Linked DNA regions of Homo sapiens: region 1 is linked to region 2. A link is an interaction called in ENCODE POLR2A ChIA-PET data of the cell type or tissue named here. Cell type or tissue: HepG2. All regions are shown on one strand. Each heading gives the region's core, and the rest is flanking DNA. Links, peaks and the distances in the headings are about the cores only.

Evidence for each region. Peaks named below come from ENCODE experiments on the same cell type or tissue, not always from the same donor. Only the 100,000 strongest peaks of a DNase experiment are listed, where the experiment ranks them.
Region 1: POLR2A ChIA-PET joins it to region 2 with 5 read pairs; 5 of 35 experiments call an interaction of 5 or more read pairs at or near these places.

Annotation. Positions count from the first base shown.
Region 1 is chr2:27,874,545-27,877,463 of GRCh38, reverse strand. All of the region lies in intron 1 of RBKS (ribokinase), which reads left to right. Among named protein-coding and RNA genes, the nearest start is that of RBKS, 14 kb to the left of the region's middle. In HepG2, for the core only: no CTCF peak of the experiment used is centred there; a DNase peak (open chromatin) is centred at 1,813.
Region 2 is chr2:27,794,146-27,797,064 of GRCh38, reverse strand. The region is part of intron 7 of RBKS (ribokinase); the gene reads left to right. Among named protein-coding and RNA genes, the nearest start is that of MRPL33, 24 kb to the right of the region's middle. In HepG2, for the core only: no CTCF peak of the experiment used is centred there; a DNase peak (open chromatin) is centred at 1,374.

The sequences.
Region 1 (2,919 bases), core at 280-2,779, 80 kb before region 2:
TACAGGTATTCTTTCATAATTGTAATGGAGACGCTAATGACAAATTTAGCTCAAAAAATTTACAAATATTAACTGGAGGCAATGAAATGACAGAAGATATAAACATAAAAAAGAATGTTAAAATACAAAATAGAATCTTCCATATACCAATACAGCATTCTTAGGGGAAAAAAAAAAACTACACAAAGCTCAACCACCCATGTAACAAAGATATTTATAATGTGTAAAGTGTTGTCGGGGACTTAGAGACTGTGGAACTAGAGAATATCAGAGTAGCAAAGAAACTTGAGTTCATTTTTGTGTTGAAATGACCACCCTGTTCATGTTAAATATAGGAAGCACAAGTCTAGAAAGAATTAACTGATTTTCCCCCAGCTAATACCTAATTAAGATTGGAGCCAGGATTAAAGTTTTTACCTTTTGGCTCTCAAGTACTAACACATTGTGTTATTGTGAAGTTTTGAGTAGCATTTCAGAAGTTTGACATGTACTGGATTTGCAAGAGACAAAGTGTTCAAAAGTGCTAGTAAGGACCGATTTCCTTGAAAAAGAAAACAAAGCTAATATTGCAATTATCAATATCAGAGTACTTAGTATTATTGTCCTTTAGAATTTTTTTCAGACCTGCAATTTTTATTATATATGCATAATATAACATTTACCATTTTTAATTTACAATTCATTGGCATTAAGTACATCCACATTTTTTTACAAACATCACCACTAATCATTTCCAAAACTTTTTTCATCTTCCTAAATGGAAATGATGTTCTTATTAAACAATAACTCCCTATCCCCTCCTCCCCTCAGCCCCTGGCAACTACTATTCTACTTTCTATCCCTATGAATTTGACTACTTTAGGTACATTATATAAGTGGAATTATGCAGTGTTTGCCGTTATGTGACTTACTTATTTCACTTAGCATAACGTCCTCAAGAAAGGGTAAGTGAACTTGAAGACATAGTAATAGAGATTATCTAAATTTAAGCATAAAGAAAAAATGCACAGAGCCTCTGTAACCTGTGGAACAGTCTACCATATGTATAATTGGAGTCAAAGTATCTCATATAGGTGGAGTCTTTGTAACTGGCTTACTTCACTTAGCATAATATTTTCAAAGTTTATCCATGTTGTAGCATGTTTCAGAATTTTCTTCCTTTTAAGGCTGAAAAATACTCCATTTATGTACATTACACATTTTGTTTATTCATCTATCAGTGGACATTTGGGTTGCTTCTACCTTTGGGTATTGTGAACAATGCTGCTATTAACATGGGAATACAAATACCTGTTTGAGCCCCTGTTTTCAGTTCTTTTGAGTATATACCCAAAAGTGGGATTGCTGGATCATATGGTAATTCTATGTTTAATTTTTTTGAGGACCCACCATATTGTTTTCCATAACAGCAACACTGCTTTTCCTTTTAGTTTCTTGCATCTTCTTTGTAAAGTCCCTATTCTGCATCTTACTCACCAAGCCTCCTTTTCTTATTTCAGTTTAGCCTATTTTTTTTGTTTCGTCTCCCATTTGTAATCCCTCTTTTATGTCCTCTTATGCAATTTTGCATCCCCATATGTATGTATATCTGTCATGTCTAAGTATACGTTTGTGCAAGAGGAAAAATGTGTCTGTACAGGCAAGGAGCTCAGTAAACCTCATACCTTCTCTGCCACCCTCAATCTCAGCCCCAGCATTTTTGTGGCCATTTAATACTCTGTTACGTAGAGATACAAAAATTTGTTGATTCAGTGCCCTAAATAAATACTTTTAAGTTGGTTCTGTTTGCTATGATGAACTTCTTTGAACACTTATCTTTTGGACTCATGTCTGTTTCCTTAGGTAAATTCCTAGAGCTGGAATTTCTAGGCCAAAGGAAATAACATTCTTGTTTTTGTTTTGTTTTATTTTGAGTCAAGGTCTAGTTCTGTCACCCAGGCCGGAATGCAGTGTTGCGATCGCAGCTCACTGCAGCCTTGACCTTCCAGGCTCAATCAATCCTCCCACCTCAGCCTTCTGAGTAGCTGGGACTACAGGTGCATACCACCATGCCCAACTAATTTTTATATTTTATTTTTGGTTGAGACAAGGTCTCGCCATGTTGCCCAGGCTGCTCTCGAACTCCTAACCTAAAGCTATCTGCCCACCTTGGCCTCCCAAAGTGCAGTGATTACAGACGTGAGACACCATACCTGGCTGGAAATAACATTTTTTAAACTTTTGAAATATATTGCCTATTTGCCTTCATAAAAGTTCTTCTGAAATACACTCCTACTCACAGTGTATGAAAAAGGCCTATTTCCTGGATTTTTAACGAACACATTACTAGTTGAGAGATGTTAAATGTTTTCATGTTTGATTACAAGAGGAGATGTTGAATGTTTTCCAGATGTTTGTTAGTTATTTGTGTTTCTTTTGTGAGTTGCCAGCCATGGGTCCTTTGTCCATTTTTCTGTTGGACACTCCTTAAGATTTTAAACAAGACAGTTCAAAGAAAAGAAAATGTAAAGATGCTGGTTAAGAGTTCTGCAGCAAAGAAGCTAATAGTATAAGAGTGAAAGGAGAATTTTAAGACTCTGGCTAGCATAAAATATTGTGGAAATATGGATGAGAGAGATTCTCAACCCTGGTTGCCCTTTAGAGTCAGTTAAACCAGCCTCTCCAGGGAGGGAATCCAGGCATCAATTTTTGTTTTTTAAACTCCCCATAAATTTTAATGTTCCACAGGGGTAGACAAAAAGTGACTTACTGATAAAAGCAGGAACTATGAAGTAGAGTGAATGTGACAAAATACTGTAGCAATTTGGAGAAATTAACCTTTAAGAGAAAGGGGTTGGAGTTATTCCTGATCAAGGGGAGTCATGATTGGCACAGATAAACACATCAGCGTATAAGTGGCATCATACCTGGTTATCCAGT
Region 2 (2,919 bases), core at 209-2,708:
GGGGATGTCACACATTTATGCCAGCTCCACAGCGTTTATTAGAGAGCAGAGCCTTAAGAAGCAGGGACATGAGTCAGGTACCTTCAGTGAAGGAACTAACCCATGGCCATAGTCAAGGGCCCAGGCAGGCAAGGGACAATGGGAGGGAGAGAGGAGTGAGGCAGCTATGGACAGACAGGATTGTCTGAAACGGAGGGGAAGGGAAATAAGAAACCAGCCTCCCTATGGCAACATTGCCTCGAGCCCTAGCAGCAGAGGCTGCCCACCCAGACCCATACCCAGCTCCAGGCGCTGCCTCAGGGGCTCCTGCCTCTCAGATTCTCCCCTTGGGGTCATCTCGCCAGCTGCTCATGAGTGTCATCTCTCACCAGCCCTGCTAAATCCTCAACCCTCCCCACCGGCACCCCTCCCACCCCCATTAGAAGGCTCAGGTATTCCATGGGGCCAGTTTTCCTGTCCTTGCGCTTCCCTGATTCCCCAGCTTCCTCAATGGGCACCACTAGAACTCAGAACCCAGAAGTGTCAAGGACCTCAGGAAGGCAGGGGTTTCAGATGCCACACCCACTCTATAAGAGCAGCTCTTCCTTAAGAGGAAATCACTGTGAGAAGGCAAAGGGTAGTAGCCACATGGGTATTATATTGAAGGAAGATGAATTATGCCATCACCCCTTTTGGCACAAAAATAATTTTCAGTAAAAGGTTAAAACCATCATGTTGTATCAATGAGAACTATTTCATTATTCCAAGAATGATTGACTGGAAAGTACTTGACTTACAGGAAAATCACAGTGATACAATACAGCTCCTACTTTTAAAGCACTTTCCGTTTAAAAAAAAAATCATACCAGTGTATAAAAATAGTTATACCGAAGATGTGAATCAACAGCCAAGTAATTTATTGGCACTTGAAAGCTTTGTGGTATAAATAGATTCAACAATGAGAATGTCAAGTAACTCTGGGCCATGGCAACCTAACCTTCATTTTCACTAACACAAAAGAAAGTCACGTGTAGTTCAGCAAGGGCCATCTGGTCACCTTAGAAGAGATCATGGGAAGAGAAGAACATGATAGAACCAGGACCAATAAGTCAGGTCAACTCAAAGCAAGGGACAAGGCAGCAGGAGAAACAGAGGGGACAGAAAAGTAGTCCCTGCCCTAAAGAGAGTTCAGATTGTCCCAGAGCGAAGGCTTGTACAGAAAACGTTCAGCACAATGAACTCAGAGTCCTAAGAGAAATACAAAGGGATTACAGGATGTCAAAAGGGAGGGAGACTCTTTTCAGCTTGATTTCCTTCCTTTTTCCCTCCCTCTTTGCCTGCTTGCCCCAAACCTTCACTGGGTGGTGAAACAGGATGGGAGCGGAATCACTGGGTCTGGGTACAAAGTGCAGCTCTGCCATTTACCAGCTCTGTGACTCTGGACAAATGACTGGATGTTTCTGAGACTCAATTCCCTCAAGTTTCAGTGGCGGGGGAGTGCAGGGTCAGTGTGAAGATGAAATGAGGTCAATGTTGTGTGTGTGTGTATATAAATACCCGGCTTTGCTGCCTCTTGATGAGGAGCAAACAGTAAAAGTTCACTCTCTTCCTTACCCTTCCACTCCTCTGTAAAGAGTACAAGGCCTTTTCTGCCCCTTTTATGTTTAAATTTCAAAGAGTTTTTCCACTGTTGGATGTAATGTGACTTTTCAGATCAGCCTTCTTGTCTTTGACCCGAAGGCCCCTGTCAGCCAGGAGCCTCCCTGCTTCTTTGTGGTTTGGGGCTCAGTAGTCCAACTGCTGCCCTCTTTGTGCAGAAAAACACAGAACCCCTGCATCTCACATCTGGTGAGAAGGTGGAGACTGGGGCAACTGAGAGACGGTCCATCAGCAAGCATTAATTGAACACACAGGACTTTTAAGGGATTGTAAAACTCTAAGGAGTCAGCAGGGAAAGACATGGACGAGATTTCCGACCTCTCGTAAGAGTTTAACACATGGAGATTGCCTCTGTCATGGTTCTTGGTTGAAAACAGAAGAAACCAGTGGTGGTCTTGGCACAGGGCGCTGGATACCATCACAACAGGACTGCCACTAACATCCCAGTCCTCAATTTTTTGTTTTTGGGCAATCAATGTCACAGCTAAAAAGTGTTCCTCCTGGGCTGGGCATAGTGGCTCACACCTGTAATCCCAGCACTTTGGGAGGCCGAGGCAGGCGGATCACCCAAGGTCAGGAGTTTGAGACCAGCCTGGCCAACATGTTGAAACCCTGTCTCTACTAAAAATACAAAAATTAGCCGGGCGTGGTGACACACGCTTGTAATCCCAGCTACTTGGGAGGCTGAGGCAGGAGAATTGCTTGAACCCGGGAGGCAGAGGTTGCAGTGAGCCGAGATCGTGCTATTGCACTCCAGCCTGGGCAACAAGAGCGAAAACTCCAGCTCAAAAAAAAAAAAAAAGAAAAAAAAACGAAAGTGTTCCTCCCAGTCCTCTCATTGTTTCATGGGGGTGTCATTGTCTAGTTCATGGTTACAACGGAAACTGCCTCAATGAGGTGGGTATTCCCAAGTGTGGGAAAGAGCTTCACTTCAGTCTACCCCGATTTGTAGCAGATGTCCACTTAATTAAAAAGAAAGAGAGAAATCATTCAGGGGTAGAAATTGGCCCATTTGCAAATTCACAAAGAGTGACTGATATTGATTTCTTTCTCACACTTGGGATTTTTAAAATTTCTTTATTATTATTATTATTATTATTATTATTATTATTATTATTATTTTGTGGGGGGGATGGAGTTTCGCTCTTGTTGCCCAGGCTGGAGTGCAGTGGCACAATCTCAGCTCACCACAACCTCCACCTCCCAGGTTCAAGCGATTCTCCTGCCTCGGCCTCCCAAGTAGCTGTTATTACAGGCATGCACCACCACGCCCGGCTAATT